4 separate regions of the Homo sapiens genome follow, and all the other regions are linked to region 1. A link is a loop called in an ENCODE intact Hi-C map of the cell type or tissue named here. Cell type or tissue: mammary epithelial cell. All regions are shown on one strand. Links, peaks and the distances in the headings refer to the core of each region. The heading gives the core; the rest is flanking DNA. Region 1 holds the start of ALK (ALK receptor tyrosine kinase). Region 2 overlaps ALK (ALK receptor tyrosine kinase). Region 3 has its middle 75 kb from the start of YPEL5. Region 4 has its middle 31 kb from the start of YPEL5.

Region 1 (7,754 bases), core at 256-5,255:
CAGCCTTCAGCTCCGAGGAGGATGGTGGCAGCAGTAGGTCCCGGGCGTAGACACGGAAGAGCGAGGGCACCACGAAGTCAACTGCCAGACTCTTCCTCTGCAGGCGCGAGTAGCTGAGTGGCTCCCGGGGCTGCAGCGGCGGCCCCGCAGCTGGGGAGCCCGCGCGCTGGCCGGTCCCCATCCCGGAGCCCACAGCTGCCGTGGAAAGCAGCAGCGGCAGGAGCCACAGGAGCCCGATGGCTCCCATCCCGCCGGAGGAGGCCGTTTACACTGCTCTCCGGGCCCAGCCTCACCCTTCGCTCTCCCCGAGATGGGAAGAGGCTCTGAACAGTCCTTGGTACCCAGCGGCTCCTTCCACCTGATCTCCAGAGGACTGTGCGTGCGCGCAAGTCTCTTGCTTTCCCCCAACTGCACGGAGGCGAGCAGGAGTCTAAATGAAACAGACCTGGAAGCTCAGGGGCGAGTCCAGAGACACTCAAGCACACTGGGCTCACTGGCTGGGACCTTGAGCCTCCCGCTCTCCGCGCCGAGTGCCGCGCCCCCGTCTGTAGCTCGCTGCGCTCGGTACAGAGGAACTACTATGGTTGAAGGGAGGTGGCAGTTGGGTACCGTCCTCTCCTGCCCCCCGCAGTCGGAGCTGGGGTCTGTCCCCTCTCGGGGCAGCCTCCAATCTCTGCAACTTTTAAGGCTGAGAACGGCGGCTCCCAGCTGCTGCACGCTGTCCTGGCCGCCTTTTGCGTTCCTTTTGGCTCCTCCAAGCTCTTCTGCCCGGTCTGGGCGGGAACCGAGGGCGGAGGCTGCCGTCTTGCGCACCCTCAAGCTATCTCTCCGCTGCGGGAAGGCTTCGGACTGTCTGCCTGCTGAACTTCTGGGCGTGAATCCCAGCCCCCGCGCTGCGCAAGTTTGCAGCGTCCTTGCTCTCACCGGCGCCTCGGCTCCTCAGAGTTCGCAGGCACTGGAGCGGCCCCGGCGGCAGCAGCTGAGGGCGTTCAGGGCAGGGGCGCCCGAAATCTTGCCGCCCCCTCCTCACCCATCATCAGCGCCCGCGGCTTTGGGTGGCCGACCAGAGGGCGGCCGGAAAGCACCTCGGTGCCCCGCGACCCTCCGAACAGAGGCGGCGGGAGGTACCAGCTGCTACCACCGCTGCCGCCCCCAGAGCCGCTGGATCGCATCTGCCTGGGCGCCCGCCACTTGCAGCTGGCTGAGCCGCGCGAGCGCGCGCAGGGAGGGGGCGGGGCCCGGAGGGGGCGGGGCTCACAAGCCAACTCCGCGCTGCTGCCCGACCCACGCAGTCCGGCCTCGCCCCGCCCCACCCGCACCCTCCAACCAATGGCGTGGCTCGATCGGCTCCTATGCAAATCTGCAGAGGCCTCGGCATTCATTGAGAAAAGGAGTGAGCCCGCCCCACCCTCCCTCTGTTCCCTCTCCAGTCTCTTGTTCTTCCCCTCCTCTAGATTCCCTGCCCTATTTCTCTGCAGTGTGAAAGGGAGCAAATGTGAGAACTGGAAGAGGCCTTTGCAATCAAGCACTCTCCCTAATTATACATTTAAGAGATTAAACGGGTCCGACTTCGGAAAAACAGGTTCCAGAATAAAACTGGAGGAGAGGGGAAGGGAGGGGGGAGTGGGAAGGGAGGAGGAAGTGGGGAGAGGGTGGCAGCGCGACACTGGCAAATCTGAGAACAGCTTGTATTAAGGCCCTGAGACAGAATATTTTCTGACCCATCTATTATTTGAATGCATTCCTGGGAGCTTAGGAGTCCTGCCGTCCACACAGGAGAATTTGGGAATAGGGGGGCAGAGAGGGATGGATGGTCTTGGTCTGGCAGAGTTGTTCTGCAGCTACAACAAATACCTTTCAGACCCCTGTCAGTCGCTCTGTTTTCTCAGAATGGTGTCTGAACATGTGTAACCTCCCCTAGTCTCTGTAAGGCAAACATTTTAATTCCAGATTTACAGATGCAGAAACTGAGTTGCAGAGCATTTAATTGTTTGCCCACAATCTTGGGAATGAGGGTTCAGAACCTTAGGCCTTTTTTACTCACCTGTAATGGCTGTACCTCTCCTCTCCCTTTCCTTTCGTCTCTCCTGAGCTGCCAACACAGAACTCATAATAGCTGTTTTTATAACAAGTGGTTCACTAGATCCTCAGACAAAACTACCATCTTTGGGTCACACAAATCCCCTTGATTCCTTCTTAAAGGCTGGTTGTCAGGCCTTGGGCTGACTGTTGAAGCTAAGAATAAGGCAAGATCCTCTCTGGAGCTCACGGCCTGTCGGGTAGCACAGGAGTTTTCTCACAGGATCAGAGCACAGTGTCACATTGAACCTCCCTCACTGAGCTCCTGGGGGCCGCAGTAACTTGCCTACCACCCCACAGGAGATAGTGGCCAGGTGGAACCTCTGTTCTCCTAGGAGCTGGGCCTTTCCAGCTTTGTGGCAATGCCTTGGCAAGTGGAAGACCCAGTAACAAAGGAATATTGATTCTCGGAATGGCTTTCTTCCTGCTCTATGTTTGGCAACTCACTTAATTTGACAGGCATCTGCCCTCTCTCTGGAAGTCACACTGGATACACTGACTTTACAAGTTTCAGGGCAAAGAATTATCTCACCCGAGAAGAAAATATGCTCCTATCTTGGTGGAGGAAGGGTGGAAAAGAAAGAAAAGAGGGAGGAAAATGCTATGGTAGTTAATACTTTCCTGGTACAATATATGTTTGATTTTCATCAGATTTTTCTGACATACCTACTGGAAGAGGAATTTTTATTTGAAATATGAAAAAAGACTAAAACTCCAGCCTTTCCCTATTTCTCTATACAATTCTTGACCAAAGGCATTACTGACTCCAGTTAATTTGTCAGTTAACTGTGAATCGTCTGCTGCACCCAATGGCCACTAGGGGGCTGCAGAGACTTGAAACTTTAAATGAGCTGCCAGGGTTTAACGTTCTCTAATAATACCCCTGTCCATTGCTTTTGCACCTCATAGACACAAGAGTCTCAATTAATTCTCATGATTTATACATTGTCTCAAACTTTTCCCAAGGAAAAATAAGTGCCTTTCCCTGTAGATTAAATGACACTAAATCTCAAAAAATTTCTTCTTTTTTAGATAATTTTTTTTTAAAGGAGGCAGGAATTAATACTGATAGTCTACCAGGCACGAATGTATGCATCTGTAGACATGTGGGTGTCTAACACATCACACAGTTTTTTTGGGAAAGGGTATATGTTATTATTTCTATTACAGAGATAAAACAGCTAAGGCTCAGAAAGGCAAAATAATTTGCCCAAGGTAAAACAGCAAGCAAATAACAGAGTTGGAATTCAAACCGCTGACTCTTTTCCTCCAACATTTACACAACCCACTGAGAAAAGTTAGGACCTTAACTCATGCCCAAATTTATAATTTTAACACCCCATCCTACATAATTTCCATCAAAAGGATGGGAGACGGGAAAATGAATTTAAGAGCACATAGGGGAAATAGACAGAAAGATGAAAAGTGTGAGAATGATTGCTAACACATCTTGTGCACTTATTATGATCTATTTCAAAAAGACTTTCATTCACTATCTCATTTCATATTCCCAGTAACACTCTGAGGAAAAGTAATAGTATCTCTTTTCTACAGATCACAAATAGAAGCTCAGGGAGGTTAACTCCCCGACAAAGCTACACAGGTAACTAGAGCTGAACCTGGATACCTGACTAAGAAGTTCATGCTCTTAAATTCTGGGTGATCTCCCGCATGTTCTCACTCATAGGTGGGAATTGAACAATGAGAACACATGGACACAGGAAGGGGAACATCACACTCCGGGGACTGTTGTGGGGTGGGGGGAGGGGGGAGGGATAGCATTAGGAGATATACCTAATGTAAATGACGAGTTAATGGGTGCAGCACACCAACATGGCACATGTATACACATGTAACAAACCTGCACATTGTGCACATGTACCCTAAAACTTAAAGTATAATAATAATAAAATAAAATAAAATTTCTGGGTGATCTCACAATAGAGAAAATGGGATGAGGTAAAATGGATTGAGATGAGCCAAGATCAACAGAGGAAGAAGCTGAAAGGCCAAATCAGAGAGATGGGGAGTGGAAGTGGCAGACATAGATTCTGACATAGATACTGGAATCCCCAAGGAGACAATTAGGTGGGCTGCTCTGTGTCACCTTGCAGATGACTTGGGCCATTGGGCTGGGGGAGGAGGAATGTGAGTTGACCATGTACCAAGAGAGGAAGTGGCCAAAGAGGACACTGAGACCACCAACAACCTCCTCAGGAAATTCCCAATTTCTGGAAAGGGCAAAGTGAACAACTCAGTCAAGGAGGTACATAAATTCTCTATAAGAGAAGTAATAATAAAAATGACATGAGAAATTCAGCAATGTGACTTAAGGTAAAACATATCTCACAACTGCAAAATCTGATTGGGACATATAGGATCAAGTTAGGCATTTTGTTGGTCAACAGATACTCCTCGTGTACCTAATGTATACAGGATGTTGTTCTATGTTCCAGGAATTTTTTGCTCTGGACAAAATAAAAGGTCCTTCACCTTAAGAAGCTTACACTCTAATGATGAGAAACAGATAATAAATGTGCAAGCACATAAAGTAATTTAAGATAATAATAGTTGCTATAAAAAACAAAATAGGGCCATGCGGTAGATGACTTGGGACAGCAGGTGCGGGTGCTGTCCTAGCTCTACCTTCATAGTTGAAGAAGTCCTCTTTAAGGAGGTTACAGTTAAGTCCTGATTGGTGGGAAAGAGGCAGTCATGAAAAGCTTTCGAGAAAGAACGTTCTAAGCAAAGGAATATCACAGGCAATGGTCCTGAGATGAGAATAGCTTTGCATGTCCAGTAGACAGTAAGAAATCAATCTGGCTGGAACATAGTGAACAGAAGACAGAAAGGTGGAGGGGCAGCCAAGGTCTAGATCTTCTACAGTTGGATAGGCCATGGTAACAAGTTTGCATTTTGATTGCAATGGGAAGACACTACTTTAGCGGAAAGTCTCATACTCTGATTTATGCTGTAGACTTGCACTGTTTAATATGGTAGCCATTAGTCATATGTGGCAATTGAACACATGAAATATGCCTCATCCAAACTCAAATGGGCTCTAAGTGTAAAGTACACACCACATTTCTAATGTTTATTATGAAAAAAATATATAAAATCCCTCCTTAGTATTTTTCATATTGAATACATGTTTAAATGATAATATTTTGGGTATATCAGGTTACATAAAATATATTATTCAAGTTAATTTTACTTTATTAAATTAATTTTACTTTAGTTAATGTAGCTAGTATTCTGGGCTTGGTCAAGAGTTTTAACCTCTTGGCCTTATCTCTCCTGTTTAAAAGTGGATTATAATCTATTTCTGACAAAGTTGTCGTGACAAATATAGCAAATGTGAAAATTCCTAAGGGCATGATAGGTACCCTTACCTTCGCTAAGCTAAAGCAAGTCAATAATCATGGTCAAATGTCAAAAATAAAGACAGGATACAGTTGTATTCTGGCTGGGGGAAACCACGTGTTATATGAGAGAGACAGAGATTGAGAGAGAGAAGAGGAAGAAGAAGAAGAGGAAGAGGAAGAAGAAGGAGGAGGAGGAGGAGCAGCAGCAGCAGGAGCAGGAGCAGCAGCAGCAAGCAGGAGGGAGGTGAGGAGGAGAAGGGGGATAAAAAGGCAAGAGACAAATCAATAAGTAGACCTGAAACTAGATATCAGAGTATACTTATTGCTAAGGCATTTGGAAACCCATGACCAAAGGAACTTACCCTGGGCCAAGAGCAAGAATTGGCACCCAGAAGAAACATTCAAATGAACCAAGACTTGTGTTCAGGAAAGTAGATTTTCATCCCAGCCTTTCTTCTCAGAGGTTCTGTGACTTTGGGAAAACCTTTGGCTTATCCAGACTCCTGTTTCAAATTAGAAGAAAGGACCAAGTATAGTCTTTAAGATACAAGTCTGAAATCCTCTGTGAAATTCTTCAAGTGGCCAAAAGGTCTCATTCAAGACCGGGGACCGGAGGTGACAGGTACTAGAAGAAGACTGTGAGTTTCCAGCACAACCAGGAAGAGAGCTGGGCCCCAATGCTGCAGAGAGGAAAAACCAAACCAGGATTTCTTTTAAAATATGCTCTGCCACATGGCAAGCCTGAGCTCTGAATCTGTAGCCTGACACTGCTGACCAGTCACATACAAGATATCTTGTAAGGATCGACATGCTAAGAGGAGGGTAGTTAAAGTCATTAAATATTAATTTAAGCACCTACCATATGCTTTGCTGTATGTGATGTGCCATGGAGAGAGACCATGGTGAATAAGACAGTCTAAGTTCCACTTTTACACTGTTGGTGGGAGTGTAAATTAGTTCAACCATTGTGGAAGATAGTGTGGCAATTCCTCAAGGATCTAGAACTAGAAATACCATTTCACCCAGCCATTCCATTACTGGGTATATACCCAAAGGATTATAAATCATGCTGCTATAAAGACATATGCACACGTATGTTTCTTGCAGCACTATTCACAACAGCAAAGACTTGGAACCAACTCAAATGTCCATCAATGACAGACTGCATTAAGACAATGTGGCACATATACACTATGGAATACTATGCAGCCATAAAAAATGATGAGTTCATGTCCTTTGCAGGGACATGGATGAAGCTGGAAACCATCATTCTCAGCAAACTATCACAAGGACAGAAAACCAAATGCTGTACGTTCTCACTCATAGGTGGGAATTGAACAATGAGAACACTTGGACACAGGGCAGGGAACATCACATACAGGGGCCTGTTGGGGGATGGGGGATGGGGGAGGGATAGCATTAGGAGAAATACCTAAAGTAAATGACGAGTTAATGGGTGCAGCACACCAACATGGCACATGTATACCCATGTAACAAACCTGCACGTTGTGCACATGTACCAGAGAACTTAAATTTACAATTTAAACTTATAATTTAAAAATATATATTAAAAAAACAATCTAGGTTCCTACTACCATGGGGCATTGATAAAATTAAATGAAAAATACCCAGAGTATGAAATAGAATTCACACCTATGCTACAACTCAGCAAAAATTAAAAACACAAAAAAAACAAAAACTGGAGGAAATCATTGAAAAATAGATTTATTTGGATGGCAGAATTATGAGTGACTTTTTTCCTTCTCCTTTTTTTTAACAAATGACTTTTAATAGTTTTGTAGATAACATAGTAATAGAATTTGCTCCCCATAAAGAAAGCGTATTAGGGTAGCTAGGTTATGATGTAATAACAACCAACCCCTGCCCCTCCAAATCTAAGTAAATTAAAAACAATATATTGAAATATATTCTTCTCATAATCCATGTCCATTTCAGGTGAGCAGAGGGCTCTGATCATCATAGTCACTTAGAGATCCAGGCTGAGGGAGCACCCACTCTTGTAAACTTGGAGGATCTTGCACCCACAAGTAAATCCTCCAGCCTGGAAATGGCACATGTCGCTTCCATTCACAACTCTGGCTGGGAAGATTTACATCGTCCCACCCTATCATGAGAGGGCCTGCAAGGTGGAGAGTCAGAAATATCTAGCAAATGGGCTTACCAACTCCCAAAGAAGGGGGAGACCTGCAAGCATTGCATTAGATGACTTAGACTAGGAAGGGTCCACAAGACTAGAGTTACCCAGAGAAAAAAATGACCTCAACTCCCCAGGGATCCACAGTCCAGGTG
Region 2 (7,754 bases), core at 1,136-6,135, 630 kb before region 1:
GTGGGGAGAGGATGAGGAAAAGTAGCTATGTGAGGTGGATGTAAAGTAATGAGATAATTTTTAAGCACACATCAAGCTGATATTTGAATTGGTGTTGTCCTTCAAAATTACCTTGAGAGCATTTATCTGTATTCAGAGGACATTGCCACTGCTCAAAACATCTTAGGCATTGCTCTTAGAGATTTTTCCTGTTACTCATTATACTATGGTTGTACAGTTAACATAATTCTGTAATGATGACAGACTATTACATTCCTTCTATCGCTTTACATGTTTGTAAGTGGACAGAAGAAATATCATTCCATGGATCAATGCCTCCCTGTCACCAGGCTTTATGTACCTATGACTTATTCACCGAGCCTTCCCGAGGACTACTGTGTGGTGGGGGCAATCTGACTAGAGCCCTTTTCTCTCAAGTGCACAACTCTAGTTCTCTCTATCACAAGGACCAGGGCACCCAATTAGGATCAAAGTCTTTCTTATGAAGTGATTCCAACAGGAATGTGACCAGAGACAAAGAAAGCACAGGTACCAGGCAAGTCCCTAAAGATAATTCCTTGTCACAGAGTAACAAATGCTGTTTTGGTTCATCTGATGGGACACAGGTGTTGCTCTGATATACAGAACACTTTGCAGTAGTATTTATTATAAAGCAATCATATCTGTTTTGTCGGACACAGGTTGAAGAGAGGAGGAATGTTAGATAGATTCCATCAAGTGAAATTCTCAGTTTATTCAACTGGAATTTGAAAGTATATGCAATTTCCCTCAATACATCATTCTGTCAATGCATATTTATTGGGCATACTACATGTTAAGTATGGTACTAAAGATTCAGGAAGCAGTGATTTATAAGACACACACAATCCCTACCTTGTTAGTTTGTATATTCAGATATAAAAAAGATAATAAAGAGTGATAAATTATTATAGGGATGTTTCAAGAGCCATGAGAATATATTGTGGGTACATATAGAGTATAGGTGTCTGGGGATAATTTTTTTTAAGTGAAGGAAGAGTAGTATTTAGAGAGATGGAAAGTAAAGGCAGAACATTAAGTTCTTCCTTTAACTTTAACATGCCTTTAACATGGCAACTGCAAAAGCCTAGAAGTAAGAATGTAGCATGGTACAACTGAGTGGAAGGAAGGGGAGATTGAGAGAGAAAGAATGGTTTAAGAAGCAGCTGGTGAAACTAGCGCTGGACAGATCACACATGGGCTTAAAAAAGGTCTTATTAGGGAGTTTTAAAGGCATCCCCAAAGCCACAGGAAGCCACAGAAGGATTTCCAAAATAGGAAAATGGTCAGATTTCCAATACCGTTGACTAGAGCCTGGAGTCTCTTAAGTGCTAACCTCTAAGCCCTAATAAAGTTACTTTAAAAATTTTGTAATGTGTGAAGGTTGAGGAACCTGGGAGCAGAGGTGATTTGGGACAGCATAGGGAATAAAATTTCTGCCGCTTTCAAGGTTCAGGGTTGGGGAGCTGTCCACAAAGTAGGTGCTGAATAGCTGAAGCCAGGAGCTGCCTAAGGAAGCTTCATGGGATGTGGGGCAGGTGGCGCCAGGTGTTACCGCCTACCTCAGAGGTGGGAGGAAGAGAGTTGGTTTTTCTTTGTCTTTTATCCATCCTATTTTTCTATTTTCCTTGCTTATGTCTTCCTCTACCTTCTCCTTTCTCCCATTTTCATCTTCTAGCAATCTGGGCAGCTATAGCTGACTCTCCCTGAAGGAAGAGGGAAGAGAATGCTTTTTGCTCCTCCATCAGTGACTTCTCATAAGGAGTCAACAGAGCATTGTGAAAACAAATTCATAAGAAGCCCGCCTTTATCTAAGGGTTGGATGACTGGTTATATTGCTAAATTGGCCATCCCAGACCCTTCTGAGCCATTAGGTGGGGAGATATTGTCATTATTATACTATAGTTATTAGTAGTTGAGCATTTAGTGTGGATCAGGCAGTTAAACAAGCACTTTACTTCTCCAAACCTAAGAGGAGACTGTGTTGTCTGTTTTATAGAACATGGCTTGACTTGGAAGATCAGTGGTTGTGATTTGTGCTATTTGTTTAATAAATTATTACTGAGGCCAAATAACTGAAAGATGCAGAAAATAAAATCTATTAATACTCTGTGTAGACTCTTTCAATAGTCATTTCATTTAGTCTCATAACAATCTTGTGAAATTATACTGTTATTATTCTCATTTTACTGATGAGGACACTGAGGCTCAGAGAGCTTAAGTAATTGGCTGAGGTCACACAACTAGTAAGTGACCATGGCAGTTTTCAAACTTGGCACTATTTGATTCCAAAGCCTCTGCCCTTTCATCTAGAGTGCTTCTTTGGTTTCTTTGGGGCCAGTCACATCTACAGTCTAGTTTGATTTTAGCGAATGAAAACTGCTGCACTTCATTTTCCTTCAGTACCATTTGCCTCTGGATCTTGATGCTTCCCATATCATCTGTACCTCTGGGAGGGCAGCTTCCAACCTCAGAGCATGTCAGTGGTATGCAGGCTCCCAGCGAATGGAAGCACTCTTGTTTTCTGTAATTGTACACTTATTAGGTCACAAGGCATCATCAAACCAAGCTGTCTTTTGTCGGAATCCCCACTGGACAGTTTGGTCTCAGTATCAATACTGGAAATGTTAGTCTGGTAAACAGCCTTTAACAGGGAAGAAGGAGGCTGAGAACGAAGTCTCCTTCAAATGAAACTCTAGAGGATGAGAGTGAACCGAGTCAACATCTTACTTTAAATCCCCTGGAGTAGCTATGAAAGAGAGAAGACTTGCTGGATTGAGGAGAAAAAAAACACTTTGATTCATCTGAATTAATTTCACCTCTCCCAGGAGGGAGGATTCTTTCACCACCCTCCTGTTCTCCACCAACTGCATGCAGCTCCACAATCCCCAAAGACAAAAGACTAAACTATAGTGGGCAGAGCTCACACTTCCTCCTTTCTCCACTTAAATCCATTTGTCCTGGGGTCACTGATCCTTGGAATGTCCTTGGGCTTTGATCGTTAACCCACACACATCTGAAGGAGTGGGTAGCTAGTGCTCAGAGTGAGGACAATGCCTTTGTCCTTTGACAGCACTGATGCAGTTATGAGCTCTTGGACATAGCAGACTGTGGGGTTTGGGCGAAAAATGTGAAACCAGCTTTACACTTATAAAGCTGCATGCCAACTAGCATCACCCTCCACCTTGCCTTGAGCCCTCTGTCCTCATTTTTTGAAGGTGGATCCACCAGGATGGTAATTTGATTGTGTTTTAGGAGTCTCAGGCAGAGGCTGCTGTGGGTTGTAAGGGTTGACTTTTAGCCCATAAAAGATGGCTGTCCCCCATCCAGATCCATTTATCTGTCCCCTTTATAGAAATGGCCCCTCGCCCCTCTTTTGTCTGGAACAGATCAGCACCCACCATGAGGGTTCAGGATGATACGGCAGGGTCACATGAGTGCTGCCATGCAGGGCCATCTTTATTCAAGTACGGCTTGCTCCAGGCTGACTGCAGGTGGCAGAATAGTGCCATCCTGGGAGACAAGTGGCAGTGAACACTCCATGGTTCCTGCTCCATTGCAGAGCCACGTGGAGTTAATGATTTTCTAGTTCAAACCTCTCAGCTTAAAGGTGAGGAAACTGAGGCCCAAAGAAGTCAAGGATGTTGCTCAAAGTCACAGAGGCCATTAGTGATAGAGCCCAAATAGGAACTAAGACCACAAGTAGAAGCATTCCTCTGTTTACTGAAGAATTTGCCATCCTCTTTATCAACCTGCCTCAGGACCTGACTCAACAGAGAACACTGGACTCGGAGTCGGGCCTGGGCACCAGTCCCAATTCCGATTCCAACTTGCTGGCACTTCACCGTTTTGATTCTGTTTCTCCCCTTATAACAGGACAGGAGTGGTAAATGATGATAAGGCCTGTCCTACCTACCTTGCAGGTTTTCTTGTTAATAAGGATAAAATAAAAGTGGGGAAAGTAAGGCAAAGTCTATCATATAAGAGAACATGCTATATACATGTAAAACCAAACTGTTATTTGGGGGAAATGTGAGTTGTTCAATTTTATTTTTCCTCCAGACACTGGGGGTAGCCAACCAGGCCATACCAGTGGTCCCGAGACAAGTGTTCAGTAGCCTCTTCATCCCTTGGAGAAGCTTGTAAACTGCAGAAAGTGTGTAACCTGCAGAGTGTGTGTGTGTGTGTGTGCACGTGCGTGCACGCGCACATATCGGTGTGTGGGCACATCTGCATGTGTGTCTTGGGTAAAAGGCACGGGGAAAGGGAAGGCATGATTTCTTTTTCATTTTAGCTGATAGAGGAGAAGGGTATTGGGGGAGATGCATAGAGCCTACCTGTCAGACACATCGAGGAGAGGCAACACCATCCACTGCCACAGGCTCAAGCCTTCATAGGCGGCGACATGCCAGACCATCCTGCCTTGCTCCTTCCCGGTTTTGTTCTCCACTAGCACCAAGGACACGTTTCCCCTCAAGACTCCACGAATGAGCCAGGACATTCGGAGCTGTGAGGGCGAGAAGAGTCAGAGGACAAGGTATGATTGCTGAAAGGTCCCCTTTCTGGAATTCTCCACTGAAGTTTCAAGGACCTTATAAGAGACTCAGCTGAGTTCAGCCTGGTGAGAAGAGCTGGATGCCCACCACCTGTCTCACCAAGAGGCTTTCAGTGAAGTTCAAGTATCCCATTTCCTAGGATAACTGAACGAATCTGTTAATTTTTTTTCTTGGGCAGGGACAACTGATGGGCAGTTTTGGAACTTTGTTCAGGTTGATGTTATCATCCTACCTTTCACAAGATTCTGCCTGTAAGGTGATATCAAGATCAATGGGGTAGTAAATGAACTTCCTAAAGAGTAGCCAAAGATTCTTGCCTGTGGCCCCAATTTACTTTGTGACCTTGGACAAATGATTTTGTGACTCAGTTTCTTTTAGTGATTTAGGTATCATAGATTTTTCTCTCTTCCCCAAAGACTCTAATAATCTCATTTGAATGGTGTCATGTCACATGTCAGCTAACTAAAGACCCAATGACTTGACACCTGTGGCCACTGGCAGGCAAAGGCCAGACAAAAATCTACATATCAAGATCTTTTAATATGGGCATCTTTCGAAGAGGATGCCCACTTCGCCAAAAGGAAGTTACAACTGTGTTTTTCATTGTGTCTTTATTAAAAGTTTCTGTGGCATTGTTCCTAAACATTTGAAAGAAAATTGTAACTAATAACCTTTGTAAGAAAGTTTAAGTACGATCATATTCAGAGGTAGGACATACTATAAACAAGGTTTCTGGTCTTTGTGTTTAAAAACCTAGGACAACTATATCATATCATTGCCTAAAATAATCCTGTAAGAAAAAATGGTGGTTATTGTAGAAAGAAAGGTAAAATATGTCTTATGGTAAACTGGCAGTTTCGTCAGAGTAAAGGTACCCCCTTTTTACTGATTCTCTCTGAATACCTGCTTCTTTGTAAATTACCACTCCTTTGTCTTCCAGTCCTTGATACATGGTTGCCTCACAATTTGATTGAAGAGGTTAAGAACCATGACTCACGGCAGCCCCAAACTTCCCACTTTCTTGCATACAAACCCTTCACTAATAAGGTCACACCAGGGCATTGGGGCCCCCAGGGACTGATTTACTTCTGAGTCCCTGGACCTTGTAAGCCTGGTCTATAACCACAGACACTTCACTTACACCTTTCCCATTTCTCCATATCCTGGGTAGCAAATATGCATCTCTACTGAGACCTCCTAGGATAAATGAATGAATCTGTTAATTTTTTTTTCTGGCCTCACTTAGCTTTCTTGTACAAGCCATGATTGGAAATTTCAACTCTACCCCTGCTAACTGTAAACCCTTTCAGCTCTCAGCCCATGCCATGCAGTGCCTAGCTTGGGATCACGATGCTTTCTCCTTTTGCTCCTTGGCTGAAGAATACTGCTAATTTGAACTTCCATGAATTCAGACTGTTGAGTCTCAATGCCCTGGATGTGAGGTGGTACTTGTTCATTCTCTCTTGATTTCCACAGTTGATTTCCAGACACACATAGTACAATGGGTGTTTCAAACTCTCCCTCGCATACTGACACTCTCACCCCCTGGTTCCCACCTCCTAATCCACTGATTTGATTTCTACTTTACTGAGAAGATCTACTATGTCAGGAACAATCTCCTTCAGTCCCCTTCTCTCTTTTTTGTGGGCCCAGTGTTTATTTATCCTCCTTTCTTTTCCTTTTCTCTCTTAGAGGAAGCTGCATCCTTCACTGTCTTCCACGTTAGCCCAGCTCATTTTCTCTCCCCCAGTCCTTGCTCTTTTAGTTACTGCCCTCCTTTCCCTCCTTTCCCCAGCATCTCAGAGTCAATCTTTTGGCTCCTTTGTCTACAAATAAGATCAAGGTTCACCCATTCTGGAGAAATATCCTTTATTTCATCCTCTGGGCTCCTCTGGCTTGTAACCATTTCTTTGCCCCATTCAGATGCTCACATCTTGAACAGCTGGGATGTAACTGCTGCCGCTAGTTACTTGTTGCTCATTCTCTCTTTAAGTTCTTTCAACCTGGTTTCTAGATAATCTCCTCATTACTCTAGCAAAATAGAGTACCCATGTCCTTTATAACTCTTTGAACTCTTCAGAGTCTCCTAAAGTGCCTCTCCCTCTCCACTCTTTCTCTCTTCCGAATTCTCTTGTATATTTCTATCACATTCTCCTGTTGATCATGCTCATCTGTGACTTGGGCTCAACAACTGTCGATGGTTTCTCATGCCCTGTCAAAAATTATGGCATTTACATTCCTCTATTATCTGAGGAAATCAACTTTTTCATCATTCAACAAATATTTGTTAAGCACTTATGCTGGGTCACATGAATTCTCCATTTCAGAATGGTCTAAGACCTCTAGAATCAGAGAGTTCTGAATTCAAAACCTGTTTTTACCACTTTGGCCTAGTTATTTAATCATTTTGAAGCTCAGTTTCCTATTCTCTAAGATGAGAATAGTTTTATCTCTTATAGGGTTATAGGGACTGTTAACTGAAATAATAATTGATGTAACAAAATATTAAAAAGGCATTTTGGCTGAAGCATGGAGGCAGTGGGTGCTGCATTTCAAAGGGAAGTGTAAGAGCACAAGGTTGCAGAACTTTCAAGAGAGGTGGATAAAAATGAATGACATAATTCTTAACCCTTCACTCATACTTTGCATATTACAAAATGCTGGAGGTTGACTATTAGGAGAGAGTTTTTGGAAGGTGCTTTTGGCATACCACGAGTTCCATTTCACTCTCCTGCTAAGAAGAAGGTGGGAAGGGTGTTCCATCTTCATCTCAAGTCAAGAGAGAATGGTTTTATGATACCATATCAAGGACTTGATACTTACCCCTGCAGTTTTGGAAACACGGTGGATTAGTGTCTGTCTCCTACCTGGAAGGTCTAAAGTTTGAACTAGGGGCTGGCTAGCTGCTCTGATGGCAGAACAAGGCAAGGTGGCAGCATCGGGTGGCCTACACTCCCAGAGTTTGCTGGGGCAGAAATGCATGAGTGTTGCATATGGGTGGGAGGAGAACCATGTATAGGGGAGCCCATGCAGGGTCACTGTAGATCTTGCCTAAGAGGGAGGTAAATAGACAATAGTAGGAAGAAGCTGCCGGTATCTTGAGATGCCCAAGAGTGGAGGAAGGTGGAAGTGACCACCTATAATAGAGATGCACATACCTGGCCGGGCACGGTGGCTCAC
Region 3 (7,754 bases), core at 929-5,928, 150 kb after region 1:
AACAGCCTTCTCAGGTATGTCATTTTTAAACACAACTGACGTTGGCAACTCAGCCCAAGGTCTCACCTTAGAGACAGAAGCTGTCATAGGAAGAGGTCCAGCCCTGTGGCATGAGTAAGGCGCTAGAATCTCTTAGCCTCTGATTCCTCATTGGTTAGGCAGGATTCATCATCTCATCTTTGTCTGCTTTCCTGGGTTGATGTGCAGAAACCATAAGACAGTGCTTGGGAAAGTGCTGTGAAAACTACAGGACCCTGTTCATGGTAAGAAACAACAATTGGGACCCATCTAGTGTGTGGTGTGAAAACAACACTGTCTGGGACTCAGGAGTCTTTGTTTCACACAAAAATCTAGGAATGAGGCCAGGTACAGTGGCTCACACCTGTAATGCTAGCACTTTGGGAGGCCAAGGTAGGAGGATTCCTTGAGCCCAAGAGTTCAAGACCAACCCAGGCAACAAACTGAGACCCTGTCTCTACAAAAAATTTAAAAATTAGCTGGACATGGTGGCATACGCCTATACTCCCAGCTACCAGAAGGACTGAGGTAGGAGGGTTGCTTAAGCCTGAAAGGTAGAGGCTGCAGTGAGCTGTGATCATGCCACTGCGCTCAAGCCTAGATGACAGAGCAAGACCCTGTCTCAAAAAAAAAAAAAAATCTAAGAATATGTGCTTCTCTCATTTTGTTGTGTGGCATCATTTAAGATCTCATTCCCTCTTGGTTTTCCCTCACACTATCCTCCTTCCCTCATCAGACACTTTCACTGCCAAAGCCAGGGCACCAGGCGTTTGAACTTGCCTTCCCACACTTCATTCTCCTTCATGGATTCTCTGCCAGGACTCCCACCTAACTCTTCTCCTCTTTCACAGTAGTAGATGTATCTATGATTGAGGCCATAGAATGGGGCATTTATTTTCCATACCAGGTCTTCCTGACTCTCGCCCCTGCCTCCTCAAGAAGCTTCAGATCTCTCCCTCCATCCTCCCTCAGTCATTCCGAGGGCATTCATTGGATGCCTCCAATGTGCCTGACCCTGTGCTAGGAACAAGGAAACAAAGTTGAGCAAGACACAAACTCCTCAAAGAACTTATAGTCTAGTGGGAGGGACAGATGACTAACTCGACAAGTAAGTAGATTGATAATGACTGATGATCAACGCTATGATGGAGGGAACACCTTGGAGGAGCACCTAACCCAGTCTGGGGCACTGGCGAGGGAAGGTATTGCACAGGAGGAGTCAGGTGGGTTGACTCTTAAGGAGTAGGTAGGAGTTGGCTAGAGGAAGGAGGAGGAAAGGGGTTTCCCAGGCTGAGGGAACAGCATGCACACAGAAGCATGAGTGAGCATGGCCCTTGGAAAAAGATGCACAAGTAATGGCTGAGTATAGGCTGCATTTGAGAGAGTTCTGGAAAATAAGATATAGAGATTTAGGCAGAAATAAATCAAATTATGAAGGGTGTCATTTGCTAAGCAGAGAAGCCATGGGGAACCACTGAAGTAGGGGAGTGGTAAAGAGCAGATTTGTGGGTTTTGTTTGTTTGATATTAGCTTTGTTTTTAGAGACAGGGTCATTCTCTGTTGCCCAGGCTGGAGCGCAGTGGCACAATCATAGCTCACTGCAGCCTCAAAGTCCTGGGCTCAAACGATTCTCCTGATTCTGCCTCCCAAGTAGCTGTGACTACAGTTTGTGAGCCACTATACCTGGCTAATTTTTAAAATGTTTTGTAGAGACAGGGTCTTGCTTTGTTGCCCAGGCTGGCCTCAAACTCCTAGCCTCAAGCCATCCTTCCTGCCTTGGCCTCCAAAAGGACTGGGATTACAGGCAGATTTGTGTTTTAGAAGGTCACAATGGCAGTTTTCAGAAGGGCAGATTGAAAAAGTCCTGACTAGAGGCATGAAGACCAGTTAGGAGAGGCAAGAAATGAAGAGAATCTCACTTAAGTCAGCAACCTTGAGAATAAAGAGAAAGGTGGACTGAAAAATATAGAATAGGCCGGGCGCAGTGGCTCATGCCTGTAATCCCAGCGCTTTGGGAGGCCAAGGCGGGTGAATCACTTGAGGCCAGGAGTTTGAGATCAGCCTGGCCAACATGGCGAAACCCCATCTCTACTAAAAATACAAAAATTAGCCGGATGTGGTGGTGCATGCCTGTAATCCCAGCTGCTCAGGGGGCCGAGGCAAGACAATCTCTTGAACCTGGGAGGCAGAGGTGTCAATGACCCGAGATCGCACCACTTCTTCTCCAACCTGGGTGACAGAGCAAGACTCCGTCTCAAAAAAATAAAAAAAAATACAGAACAGAGAGACGCGCTAGGACTTCCTGACTAATTACTCATGGCATGGGGTGTAATTGGAGGGGGGCAGTGAGAGGAAGGGGCCTTGGGAGGGTGAACCTTAGCTTTCTGGCTTTGATGTCGGGGTGAATGGAGGGGCCATCACATGCAGAGCCTGGCATGAAAAATGAGATTGTTTTTGCACACATCGGTAGTGGGGATTAGGTCAAGTGAAAGCAGTCAAACACAAAGACCATACACCACGGGATTCCATTTTTCTAAAGTTCTAGAAAAGGCAAAACATCATAGCGACAGAAAGCAGACGTCAGTGCATGTCAGGGACTAGGTTAGGGGTGGGGGAGGGGACCAACTGCAAAGGAGTAGGAGGAAGCTTTTTGAGGTGCGAGAACACTGAAAGCCAAGGCCAAGATGTGAAAAAGAAATTTTACAGAGTGAGAGACAGTGCATTTTTCTGAGACCAATATCTTGATTGAGGTGGCAGTTACGTGACTATATATTATACAGTCACCAAAATTTGTGAAACTATACACCTAAAATGAATGAATTTTATTGTATATAAATACCTCAATAAAGCTGCTTTCTAAAACAATGTCCTTCAGGACACCCAAGTAGAGATGGCAATGCACAAAGGCCTGAATATAAGATGTGGATTTGGAACCAATGGGTGAGTAGATTGTGCAGAGTTGAAGAACAGAGACCAAGGACAGCAGCATAGGAAATGATGACATTTAAGGGGAAAGAATATGGGGGAACCAGAGAACTAGCAAATATATCAGGAGAAAATAGTGAACAAAAGTTCAGGGAGAATTTTTAAAACAGGAGAGTAATCAACAGTTGATGCCCCTAGAGAGCTCCAGAAAGATAAAAGCTAAACTGCAGCAGCCATTGGCTTTGTGGAGCTGGAGGACTTTGGTGGAGTAAAGTCAGAAATTTCCCTCTTCCTCGTGCTGCTGTTAGAATAACTAGGTCACCCCGAGGCAACACTTTTAAAACATTTTTTTAGCAGCAAAATCTTGGGGAGAGTGGTGGAAGGGGACTTGACATAACCAGTCCCAAATGTGCTGATTCTAAAAATTTGCTGACTTTTAGTCCTGAAATTCATCTTATGAACATTTTGGCCATAGATACATACCTTTCTGGTCATATGTTGGTTAGGCAAAAATTAAAATAAATTAGGATGGCACAAGCACCTTCCACCTGAAAGCAAAGGCCTGAATGAATGCTGTCTGATGACTCCAAGTGTTGCTGCCAAGAATTTTAAGAATGTAGGGAGGCCAGGTGCGGTGGCTCATGCCTGTAATCCCAGCACTTTGGGAGGCTGAGCCGGGCGGATCACCTGAGGTCAGAGTTCGAGACCAGCTGGCTAACATGGTAAAACCCCATCTGTACTAAAAATACAAAAATTAGCCGGGCATGGCGGCAGGCACCTGTAATCCCAGCTACTAGGGAGGCTGAGGTAGGAGAATCACTTGAACCCGCGAGGTGGAGGTTGCAGTGAGCCAAGATCGCACCACTGCACTTCAACCTGGGTTACACCGCGAGACTCTTTCTCAAAAAAACAAAAACAAAAAAAGAAGGCAGGGGACACATACTGGAAATTGAGACTGTCCACGCTCACTGCCGAGAAGCAAGGCTGAGGAAAGGAAATCTACAGAGCTGGAGGTACCACACAATTTTGAGTCCAAGAGCGACACCCAGTGGTGATTGAGATCACTCCAGGCTCTCCACAACCGTTTTGTATTCAGGGCACTGAAGAGGGATGGACTCCTTGGTATCACACAGCCAGGGCAGCGTTTGGGCTTCCCAGGTCAGGAGGGCAAGCTAGGCTGCAGAATGGAGTAAGGTGACCATGGGAGAAATAGCCAAACCCTGTGAAACAGAACTGGCTCGCTCTTCCCATGATGAGACCTGAAAAAAGAGAGAGGTTGACTGTCTCTAAAGTACTTTCATATTTATTACCTCAGTTGATGCTCAAGACAACCTCATATGGCCAGTAGCACAAGTCCTCAAAGTCCCATTTTATGAAAAGAAGACTAAGATACAGAGAGGTTAACGTATGTCTCTTTTTCATTATTTTATTTTTGAGACAGGGTCTCACTCTGTTGCCCAGGCTAGAGTGCAGTGGTGCAATCACAGTCCACTGCAGCTGCCGTCTCCTGGGCTCAATCAATCCTCCAGCCTCAGCCTCCCAAGTAGCTGGGACTACAAGCGTATGCCACCATGCCCAACTAATTATTTTAGTCTTTTTGTAGAGATGGGCCCAGGCTGGTCTTGAAGCCCTGGACTCAAGGGATCCTCCTGTCTTGGCCTCCCAAAGTGCTGGGATTATAGGCACGACTGCACCTGGCCTTAAGATATTTATTAACAAATCCAGGTCTCAGGATGTCTTAGATATGGGGGTGGGTATCTAGAGTCCCAGATCGGGAGCCCCAAATATAAAATAAGACCCAGCCTCCAGGCTGGCCACGGCAGCTCAGGGAGTACTCACACCTGGAACAGACCACCTCTGCTAAGATGGCAGTGCAAAAGCCTTTCTACACAAATCTCCTTTCCAAAAATAATGGAAAACAGAGAAGAAAATCCACCTTCAGGGAAACTACGAAACAACCAAAACCCTGAAGCCCAGTTGATGGGGAGTAACTGCCATTTGGGCCAAGTCGACAGAGCAGGCAGGGATTAGCCAAGTCCCTCTCTAGCCCTTGGGTGGTGCATATTTCTGCAGAAGTCAGCACACAGGCCAACCGGCAACCGTGAGCTTGGCAGTGAAGGAGAAGCATCTCAGAACTCACTCACGCCCACTGAGGCAGGGGAGGTGGGAAGTAGGCCGAAGGAGAAAACTTGACAAAAAACTAGATGTTGGTGACACCAGGTAGCAAACCAGCAAAGAGCTCTGCCACTTCTGATCAAAGACAGGGGGAAAGAAGTAAATGCTAAAACACTATCCAAAAAACCTGTGACGATACAGGATTTTATGCTGAGTAAGCAGACTTGCTGCTCACTCCAAAAATAGGAATGCGGAAAGTGGAAAGCCTGAAGCAGAGATATACCCTCTGCAGAAGACAGAGCAGAGCTTGGGGAAAAGTATTTTGAGGACTGTACTTCTGGCAAAAAGGTGGCCAGATATTGCCAGGGTGGGTGGTGAGGGAGAGGAACTTGTGCTATAAATATCTAAAAGTACAAGATAGACAACCTTTTTTTTTTTAATGCATAGCTTGGCTCAGAAGAAAGTAAGAGAAATCCACAAGTTCTGAAAGTGAAGAGGGAAACCGAGAGACAGACAGCCCTCCCTGCGGGTGTCTCAGTCTTGGACTGACTTGTCCTGTTGACTTACTTTTTCTTCTGGTAGTCATTACAAGTTTTCTTTTAAACTACATTGCATAAAATGTTTGTTGGCACCAGTTTGCTAACATATGCTAAGATCAACAGCTTGCCAGACCTGACCACAAGCTGCGGAGGAGGGCTGATAGCTCATACTAGCCCTCCGATGTGTGCCTACCGTGTGCTAAGCTCCGTGCACAGACATATTTGGTGCTCATCACAATCCCACGGGGAGTGGGGAAGGATTATCTGTACTTTACAGGTGAGGAAATTGGGGCTCCTGGAGGCCAGGCCACTTGCTCAAGGCCACTTAGTGGACTGGCAGTGCCAGGCAGCCAGCACTGGGTGCTCCAGAGCCCACAAATGCTCCTGTTTGCCAGCCCCAGTAAGCATTTCCCTGGCATTTCTAAAACACAGGCACCTCGGTTCAGAGGGAGGGGATAATCTGGTGACATGAAAATGAAGAAGGACCTAAAAGGAGACCAATGAGAGAACCTCAGGTTACCCTACTTTAACATCTAGGGTCTTCTGCCCAGAGCCTGGAAGCCCGACGTTAACAGTCTCATGAAAGATCCAAGGCACTGAGAGACCCAAGGTGGAGGATGGGACGTGAGACCTCTACCTGAATCCACGATCTCTGAGGAGTTACGCCCTGAAGAGTGGTGACTGTGAGGAAGTGTCAATGTAGAGGCTGACTGGGAAACTTGTCTGTCTCAGGCTACAGGTTGTGGTTAAAAAAATTAATAAATAAATAAAGCCAGGCGTGGTGCTCACACCTGTAATCCCAGTAGTTTGGGAGGCAGAGGAGGGCAGATTGCTCGAGCCCAGGAGTTCGAGGCCAGCCTGGGCAACATGGTGAGACACCCATCTCTACAAAAATGGGAGGAATGCTTGAGCCCAGGAGGACAAAGCTTCAGTAAGCTGTGTTTGCACCACTGCACTCCAGCCTGGGCATCAGAGTGAGACCCTCTCTCAAAAAAAAAAAAAAAGCTTCCTGGAAATTTATAAGCACAAGCCTTCCTTCCCATAGAAGGGGTTTGAAAATATACTGCTTCTACATAAGGAACCCCAAAGAAAAATTAATCTCAAGTGCTTCTCACTCAGAATCACCCTGGGTACCTGGAAGATGCAAATGTGAAATTGCTGCGAATTCTCAGGATTCCCAGTCAGCAAAATATCATCAAATCAAAAACTGCCAAAACCACGAGGAAACAAACACCACGAAAAGATGAACAAGAAAGCAAAGAGTAACATCCCAAATGACTCAGGTATTAAAATGATCAGATACAGAAGATAACTAAGTAAAAATAGAAGAGGCCATATGTCCACAAAAAGACCTGTCCAATAATGTCTATAGCAACTTTATTTATAATGGCGAAAACCTAGAAATAGCCCAAATGTTCATCCATAGGAGAATGGATAAACAAAGTGTGGCATACTCATTCAGTGAAATACTACTCAGTGATAGGAAATAAATTATAGGAATAACTACAATGTGGACGGATCTCAAAAACGCTATGTTGAGCAGAAGACGGTAGATACAAAAGCCACACACATACCGTATGATTCTATTTATATAAAGTTCAAAAGCAAACAAAACAGGCCAGGCATGGTGGCTCATGCCTGTAATCCCAGCACTTTGGGAGGCTGAGGTGGGGGATTACTTGACGTCAGGAGTTCAAGACCAGCCTGGACAACATGGAGAAACCCCATCTCTACTAAAAATACAAAAATTAGCCAGGTGTGGTGGCGTGCTCCTGTAATCCCAGCTATGCAGGAGGCTGAGGCAGGAGAATCACTTGAACCCGGGAGGTGGAGGTTGTAGTGAGCCGAGATCGCGCCACTGCACTCCAGCCTGGGCAACAAAACGAGACTCCATCTCAAAACAAACAAACAAACAAACAAACAAACAAAAACTGACAAAATTAATCTATGGGTAACAAAAACCAGAACATTTAAGGGAGATGAGGAAAATTAATTGAAAAGATATATGGGGAAGTTGTTGGGATTACAGCACTATTCTATACATTGACTAGATAGTGGTTTCATAGGTGTATATGATTGTCAAAATTCATCACACTGTGCCATTAAGATTTGTGCATTTTAGGTTATAATAATTTTATCTTGATAAACCATGTGCAC
Region 4 (7,754 bases), core at 1,334-6,333, 190 kb after region 1:
CTGTAGCATAGTGAATGAAAGGAAGGAAGGAAGATACACTTGGAAGAACACCAAGAGGGCAACTGGAAAGACCAATTGCGTGGCTTGACCTCTTGACTTGGGGTTTTATACGGTGGCATATGTGATGGTTAATATTGAGCGTCAGCTTGACTGGATTGAAGGACGCAAAGTATTGTTACTGGGTGTGTCTGTGAGGGTGTTGCCAAAGGAGATTAACATTTGAATCACTGGACTGGGAGAGGCAGACCCACCCTCGATGGGGGTATGCACCATCCAATCAGCTGCTGATGCCGCTAGAATAAACCAGGCAGAAGAAGGTAGGAGAAGCCGACTTGCTGAGTCTTCCGACCCTCATCTTTCTCCCGTGCTGGATGCTTCCTGCCCTCGAACATCAGACAAAGTTCTTCAGCTTTGGACTCTTGGACTTAAACCATTGGTTTGCCTGGGGCTCTCAGGCCTTCGGCCACAGATTGAAGGCTGTGCTGTCGGCTTCCTTGCTTTTAAGGTTTTGGGACTCGGACTGGCTTCCTTGCTCCTCAGCTTGCAGATGGCCTATTGTGGGGCTTCAGCTTGTGATCGTATGAGTCAATGCTCCTTAATAAACTCTTCCTCATATAGACATCTATCCTATTAGTTCTTTCCCTCTAGAGAACTCTAATACAACATACTTTCGGGGTCTTGGGTTACTTCTCCCCTCTCCTGAGATCTTATGGGGAAGCTGCTGATCACCAGTTTCAGATGTTTTCTATCTATTAGGAGACTGCCTTTCCCTGGTGCCACTGTGAACAATTATTACTTTAGAGAAATAGGTAACAACCACCTGACCCTCACCTGATGGTCGCCCAGCACTCCTGGTGTGTGTTGGGGGGAGGCCTCTCCCGCCCTGCTGATACCTGACTATCTGCCTACTGTCACACGACTACTCGCCACCACTCACATGGCGTTTCTATCCAGTCTGGATCATTCCTGCCAGCCCTGCAGTTCAGGGCTGTCCTCAGCTGGTGCCCTATCAGACTTACACCTGCAGGGCAGATGCAAAAGTGAAAACCTTCCTCCAGCCCCACAGTCTAAGAAAAAACAGATTTGAGGCATCAAAGGCCCACTCTCTGAAGGACCAAGGCAACTGTGAGGTTCCACTGAAGCTCTGTGGTGAAGCCTCCTTCAAGCTTTCTCCTGCAAACCCCCTCATCTTCCACGCTGTGACTCCACTCCAGGCCACTGCTTTAGAGACCTCTTCTAACCCGCTCCAAGGACATGACATCAGGGCAGGAAAAGCGTGCCTTATGACTGGGCTCTGCCTGGGCTTAGTCATCCTGCTGGACCAGCTCTAGGGGAAGGCTGTGGTTTTACTTCATCTCTCTGAGCTTGTAAAATTAATCAAACTTGTATTTTTAGTACAGGATTTATTTTTCAAGGTCAGTTTTTCCAGATCTCATAAAAAGATAAAAAGTGGTAACAGCTTCTTTGGATATCTTAAATATTCTACATGCAGAATGAAATGCATCTTTGTATAAGAAAACCCTGGGGTGAGTATGGAGAGCTAGCTCTCCCCAGCAGTTTGAAAAGCCTCCGGGTCACTGAGTGCCAGGCCAGCTCCACCATTCTCTGGGTTGATGAGTATGTCTTGTGAAGGGCAGGGTGTTAATCGTTAACTCAAGCTTTTGAAAGGGAGTTCAGTAGCATAACTTGTTAGTAATGAAGGGGTGCAGGCAACTTCACCCCAAAATATGGCTCCTTGGTATAATGAGGATTTGGGGTTTTTTAACTTTTTTTTTTTTTGAGGCAGGGTCTCACTCTGTCACTCAGGCTGGAGTACAGCAACGTGATCTCAGCTCAGTGCAGCCTTGACCTCTTGAGCTCAAGAGATCTTCCCACCTCAGCCTCCTGAGTAGCTGGGACTACAGGTGTGAACCATCGTGCCCAGCTAATTTTTAAAATTATTTTTGTAGAGATGGCAGTGGGGAGGGGATCTCACTATATTGCCCAGGCTAGTCTCAAACTCCTGGGCTCAAAAAATCCTCCCACCTTGGCCTCCCAAACTGCTGGGATTACAGGTATAAGCCACCATGTCTGGCCTATAATGAGTATTTTGAAGGCCCTTAGAGATCAACAGATGCTAGAAGAGACTTTTATCCTATCTGCATAAAGACCAGGTGAACCCACCAAGGAAAGTAATTGTTTTTCCTTCTTCTTCCTGTTATCTTATTATCTATCCAATGTAACCACACCTGAAGAGACCCTTTCACAGGATAACGTCTGTCTCTCAGGCTCATTCAATTTCCAGAGATAACCATTTACAAGTTAATCTATGTTCCCGATCCATTCATTCTCCCTAGTAATCATTTCTTGCCTCTCAACAGAAGTACCTATATTCCCCATCTCCCCGCTTCCATCTGAAATAAGGCTATGTAAGTATCTGGGCCCCACCAGGATATGGGGCAGTCACTCTGATTCAGCTTTGTGCATGCTAATAAATGTGTATTATGCCTTTTCTCTTATTATCTGCCTTTTGTGAGTTGATTTTTCAGCAAAACTTCAGAGAATGAAAGGGAAGATTTTCCCTTGACCTTGACAGCTGTTACTGGGGTTTAAGTGGAGGAGAGGGGAACATTTAAGAGAAAACTGTAATTTCTCAGACACCAGTTTCTCCATGAAAAATCTTGTGGGCTCACTTACAAAGCCCTTAGAATGTGAATCCACTTCCACCCCCGAGCCCGCTCCAAGATGATGGCACTCTTCCTTCCCATCTCCTCCCTGTTCCCTCCTGACAGCTCCAGCGCCAGTGTTCTGCTCTCAGAATATAAATTTAGCTGCTCGAGGAGGATGAGCAAGGCTCGTGGCAACTGTGCTCTCTGCAGGTGGTGTGAGTCACTCAGTCTCGAGAGGGGCCTCCTCCGGTCTTGTCAGTATCTTCGGCCCTGGCTGGGCTGGCTAAGCACACCTGCAGCGCCGGCTCTGGTATCGGGATGGTAGCTCACCCAGGGAGCTAAAGCTGTAATTAAACCCACCCAGAAGATGTTCCCTGTGTCTGACCAACTTGTTCGCTTTTTTTTTTTTCTCCTTTATACGATGTATTCCCAGTGGACAAGTTATTCAGATCATCTGGTGAAAGCAGACCCACTTCCTGGTAAAATAAACATGCCTTTCTTTCCATCCCAATGTCTAAATGCTTAAGGAATTTTAAGCCAAATCTGATATTTTTCCTTTTTAGCGCTTGCCATTGCACACTGGTCTGCTTCTTCTAGGCTGTCCCATAAGCATATATTTTTTCACTTCTCTCTGGCCCATGTTCTTCCCAAATGCCCAGCACTTCCTGAAGGCCAGGTTCAGTGTCGCACTTTCTCTAAACAAGGGTGCAAGGCCACCATCTAGTGTTCAACAGCGGAAGTGCAGGTCTGCAACAAGTCAACTAGGTCGGACAAGTGCACTCCAGTGGGATCCCTGAATGTGGTTCCATCCGCCGCCATTTCTGGGAATGTTGTGACAGTTTGTCACAAAATCGGACAGGCTGCATACATTAAGCAGCTAAAGAAACTGATGTATAGATGAGAATTAAAAAACATTTCTCTACCCTCTCCCAGTGTAGAGCGGTGACCAACCATTCTGGTTTTTACCTGGGACTGAGGGGACTGCCTACGACCAAGGACTTTCAATCCTAAAAGCAGAAAAGTCCCAGGCGAAGAGGGAAAAGTTGATCACCCAATAAGGAGAAATAAAATGGCTCTGGGAGCAGAAACTTGTAAGAAATAAGAGGCCTTGGGCTTCTGGTTGGCGGTGGAAGACAGCTTTAGAAGAAAACTTTTGTTTTTATAGAAGAGATGGCACTGTACGGTTATCAGAGGGAGGAGGCTCAGTCAGACAGCAAAGAAATGACCTGGGGCATTAGCCCAAAAAGTCCTGATCAAGAGGCTGGGCTGGGCTTAGGGGATTCTCTGGTGGCCTCCAGACCGAGGAACCTCAGTTACAATTGCTCTCCTGTTATGAAGGCAGGTTGTGCATCTGCTCTTACAGGCGTGCCCTTGCTGCTTTGAGCAGTGTGGTATTTGTATAAATCTCTAAGATGGTGTCAGTGCCTCAAATGAACTCAACTGGGCTACACTCAGGAAGCGAACCAGAGCTTGCTGTTTCACTGACCATCTGAGAATGCCCCAGTAAGCAAGGGGACTTTGCAATTGCACCTCTGCCACTGGCTGTATGACACTGAGCAAGTGACTTAACTGTTCTGAAAGTCCCTTTCTTCGGTGGGCTGTTGTGCAGTTGGATGAAGCAGGCATATAAAGTCCTCTTAGCCCAGTGTCCAGCATTTGGCCAGCTCTGGGTGAAGCCTGTCTGTCTTTGACCAAGCAACCCAGACACAGTCCCTGGCCCTGAAGCCAGAGTCCTGGGGCCTCTTCTGTTCCTTCCAGCAGACCCCCCAAATTGAGCCTGCTTCTTTTTCTGTTTAGAGTTTCTACCACCTACTTCTTGCTTTTCTTCTGACCTGGTACTCACGCACCCTTCCCCTTACTCCCAGGACTGGCTGAAGAATGGAGATTATAACAGCAATTGTGAGATTCACCAGATAATTCATGCAAAGAGCCTAGAGCAGGGCCTGGCGCTAGGCTCTAGGCTAGCAGGTCAGAGCTTAAAAATGCTCCTGTCATTGTGGCTCTCTCACCTTCACTTCCAAGTTACAGGTCCTGTTCTTTGCTGGAGTCTAAGAAACTGAAGTTCAAGAGATCCCCCAAATTTCACCCTGAAATCTAAGCAGTGCGGAAAAGCTTCAAAGGCCTTCCTGGTTCACTTATTCATCCATGCAACCAAGTTTTATGGCTCCTACGCCAGACATTGTGTGAGGTAGGAAGAAGCCACTGAGGCCAGGCTCAGTGGCTCACATCTGTAATCCCAGCACTTTGAGAGGCCAAGGCAGGAGGATTGCTTGAGTCCAAGAGTTTGAGATCAGCCTGGGCAATGTGGCAAAACCCCATCTCTACAAAACTTTTAAAAATTAGCTGGGTGTGGTGGTACAAATCTGTGGTACCAGCTACTGGGGAGGCTGAGGTAGGAGGATCGCTTGAGCCCAGGAGGTCAAGGCTGCAGTGAGCCATGATTGCACCACTGCACTCCAGCCTGGGTGACACAGTGACATCCTGTCGCCCTTCACCCAAAAAAACCCACCTGCGAACAGGACAAATGCAGCCACTGTCCTCCGGGTCTTATAGCCAACAGGGAAGCCAGCCATTAAAGGCAAATTATGACAAGATGCCAAAGATGGGGCTTGGGGGGCTGAAGGAACGGGGAACAGAAAACTTCTCTCCCAGGGGGTCCAAAAGGCAGCCATATTTAAATGAGACATGAGGGATGAAAGTGGGAATGAGCTCACCTGCCAAGGAGTGAGGCAAGGGGAAAGGCACAGAGAATTCTCAACCATAGGGAAGAAGCAAGAATGGCCAATGCCAGGGACTAAGAAAGGCCAGAAGACAGAGCCAGAGAAACAGAACATGGAGCGGGGGCACCCCAAGGAAGGCAGGCGGGGGCTAGAATTTGCAGGACTTGAAAGTGTAAGGACAGGGGACTTCTTTTTTTTTTGAGACGGAGTCTCTGTCGCCAGGCTGGAGTGCGGTGGCACGATCCCGGCTCACCGCAACCTCTGACTCCCCAGTTCAAGTGATTCTCCTGCCTCAGCCTCCCGAGTAGCTAGGATTACAGGCACCTACCACCACATCCAGCTAATTTTTGTATTTTTAGTAGAGCTGGGGTTTCACCATGTTGGCCAGGATGGTCTCGATTTCCTGACCTCGTGATCCACCTGCCTCGGCCTCCCAAAGTGCTGGGATTACAGGCGTGAGCAAAAGCGCCTGGCCAGGGCAGGGGACTTCTTTCTGAGGGTGATGGGGAGCCCAGCCCAGCATGAAGTGGGGGAGTACAGATCAGACTGGAATTTTGGAAAGCTTGCTCTTTTATCCCTGGGCATGAAGCTAAGCAAACATCACCTACCCCTCCCGCAAGACTCCTTCCTTTCACTAATTCTTCAGAGGAGATGTAGTTAGTGGGGAGCCACAGGTGTGAAATATGGGCTGTTTGGATGGGTAAATCCCAGGCAAGACAGCATCATCCTCCCTGCAAGTCATCCCTGGGGGCAGGAAAGGACTGGAGAGTGGGCTCTGTCCCCAGACCCGGATGGTGGGGGTGGCTGGGAGCTAGCAGCTGGCTACAGTGCCTACGCAGGCCTCTATTTTTCTTTCTATAGCTAATAAATATTAGTATCAGTTTTTACAATTGGCCAATAAATCCAGCTTATTCCAACCCCTGTGTATTTCTTAAATCCCTAGCTTGTATATCAGTTGATCTGCCATGATAGAACAAAAATGGCCTGGATGCTTCTGGGTGTAGGTGTATGGATGGGTTGGGAGTGTGGAGAAGTTAGAAAGGAGTGACCTCATTACAGTCTTCACAGAGGTTGTCGTCTTGTGAGGAAGGGAAAAAATGAATTCAGTAGGAAGAGGACAGTGACAACCCTCTTCCTAGGGAAATTGAGGCTGGGAATGCAGGGACGTGTTTTCCTAAGATTGGGATGGAGTGAGTGCTAGGGCTAGTGCTGGAACCCACCAGACCACACTAGCCATGGCTCACACAAAGGTCCCTGGAGAAGAGGACTTCTTACTTACTGTGAGAAGTAAGTCACAGGCCACATTCCTAGCCAGGATCCACTACTCTCTGAGGGCCCCCACTCTAGTCATGCAAACCTTCCTTTGCTTCCTCAAATAAGCCAAGTCCATTCCCACAGCCTCAGTATGTCTTCTGTTATGGTTCCCTCTTACCCAAAGGCTCTAACCCCTCAATGGTTACTGGCTTCCTCCTTCAGGTACTGCGTCAATGCCAGCTCTTCAGAAAGGCCCCCTGAAGACTCTTCCTGAAGTGGCCCCACACCCACACACCAACAAGTCTCTGTCTCCCCCAGCATTATGCTTTTCATCTTCATCATTCTCAACCCCCAGAGGAAATGACCCTGCTCCTCTAGTTTCCTCTCCTACCCCCCAACTCCTGGCCCACAGACTAAAACTCAAGAGAGGAGGATCATGTCCACTTTGTTCACTGCTGCATCCCCAGGCAAGGGAGAAAGCCTGGCTTACCCTAGCACTCAGCAGCTGCAGAATGAATTAATGAAAGCAATGCTCTATAAACAAATCCACTTCAAGTAGACATGGAAATTATTATTTGTGAGATAACTCAATTCAAAGGTGTTATGGTAGAGAGACCAGGTTGAGCAATCGTAAGACTTACATTTCAGTCCTACATGGACTTTTTCTTCTTGCTGTGGTGGTCAATACACAGAATATTCTGGAATCTCAGGCTGAATTTATACCTGTAGAAAGAAGAAAGCAACGCCTTACACATTACTGTTGGGAGGATCAAACTAGAGAGTATACGTTCAGTGCTTTGTAAACTGTAAGGTACAAATAGATGTATGATTATAACTTTATGAGGAAATTACTACAATATTTATATAAGCACTTTCCCTAGTCTTTCCAAAATAGACTCTGACTTAGAAAAAATAGATTTAGAATCTGCATTTCAGAGACATCTAGGATATAAATGGAATCATTTTAACAAATGAGGGCAGAGTCCACAAATCGTGACTATTCTCAGGCTCTGTTGCTTTTCTTTCCCACCATGCCCACTGACAGCTGGCTTCATTTCTGAACAATTTTTGTTGTCTCACTATTTACTTTCCTTTTTAAAAGGTTTTTTTTTTCCTATTTATATATGTAATA

The links. Hi-C counts contacts between places; a loop is a spot of excess contacts. Peaks named below come from ENCODE experiments on the same cell type or tissue, not always from the same donor. Only the 100,000 strongest peaks of a DNase experiment are listed, where the experiment ranks them.
Region 2: a loop joins it to region 1, with 9 times the contacts of the local background. A loop is called at or near these places in 8 of 110 quality-filtered maps.
Region 3: a loop joins it to region 1, with 31 times the contacts of the local background. A loop is called at or near these places in 56 of 110 quality-filtered maps.
Region 4: a loop joins it to region 1, with 7 times the contacts of the local background. A loop is called at or near these places in 13 of 110 quality-filtered maps.

The regions. Positions count from the first base shown.
Region 1 is chr2:29,920,413-29,928,166 of GRCh38, forward strand. It overlaps ALK (ALK receptor tyrosine kinase), which reads right to left and starts at 1,174. Exons shown (of 29, transcript NM_004304.5): 1 at 1-1,174. The coding sequence starts at 247. In mammary epithelial cell, for the core only: a CTCF peak has its summit at 2,895 (motif pointing right); a DNase peak (open chromatin) is centred at 1,329; H3K4me3 peaks cover 420 bases; H3K27me3 peaks cover 1,210 bases.
Region 2 is chr2:29,292,533-29,300,286 of GRCh38, forward strand. ALK (ALK receptor tyrosine kinase) reads right to left here. Exons shown (of 29, transcript NM_004304.5): 9 at 4,356-4,525. Among named protein-coding and RNA genes, the nearest start is that of CLIP4, 180 kb to the left of the region's middle. In mammary epithelial cell, for the core only: CTCF peaks have their summits at 1,538 and 3,513 (motif pointing right); no DNase peak of the experiment used is centred there; H3K27me3 peaks cover 200 bases.
Region 3 is chr2:30,068,457-30,076,210 of GRCh38, forward strand. No RefSeq gene overlaps it. Among named protein-coding and RNA genes, the nearest start is that of YPEL5, 75 kb to the right of the region's middle. In mammary epithelial cell, for the core only: a CTCF peak has its summit at 3,991 (motif pointing left); a DNase peak (open chromatin) is centred at 3,985; H3K27me3 peaks cover 259 bases.
Region 4 is chr2:30,112,505-30,120,258 of GRCh38, forward strand. No RefSeq gene overlaps it. Among named protein-coding and RNA genes, the nearest start is that of YPEL5, 31 kb to the right of the region's middle. RefSeq lists an enhancer at 3,432-3,481. In mammary epithelial cell, for the core only: a CTCF peak has its summit at 3,374 (motif pointing left); a DNase peak (open chromatin) is centred at 3,367.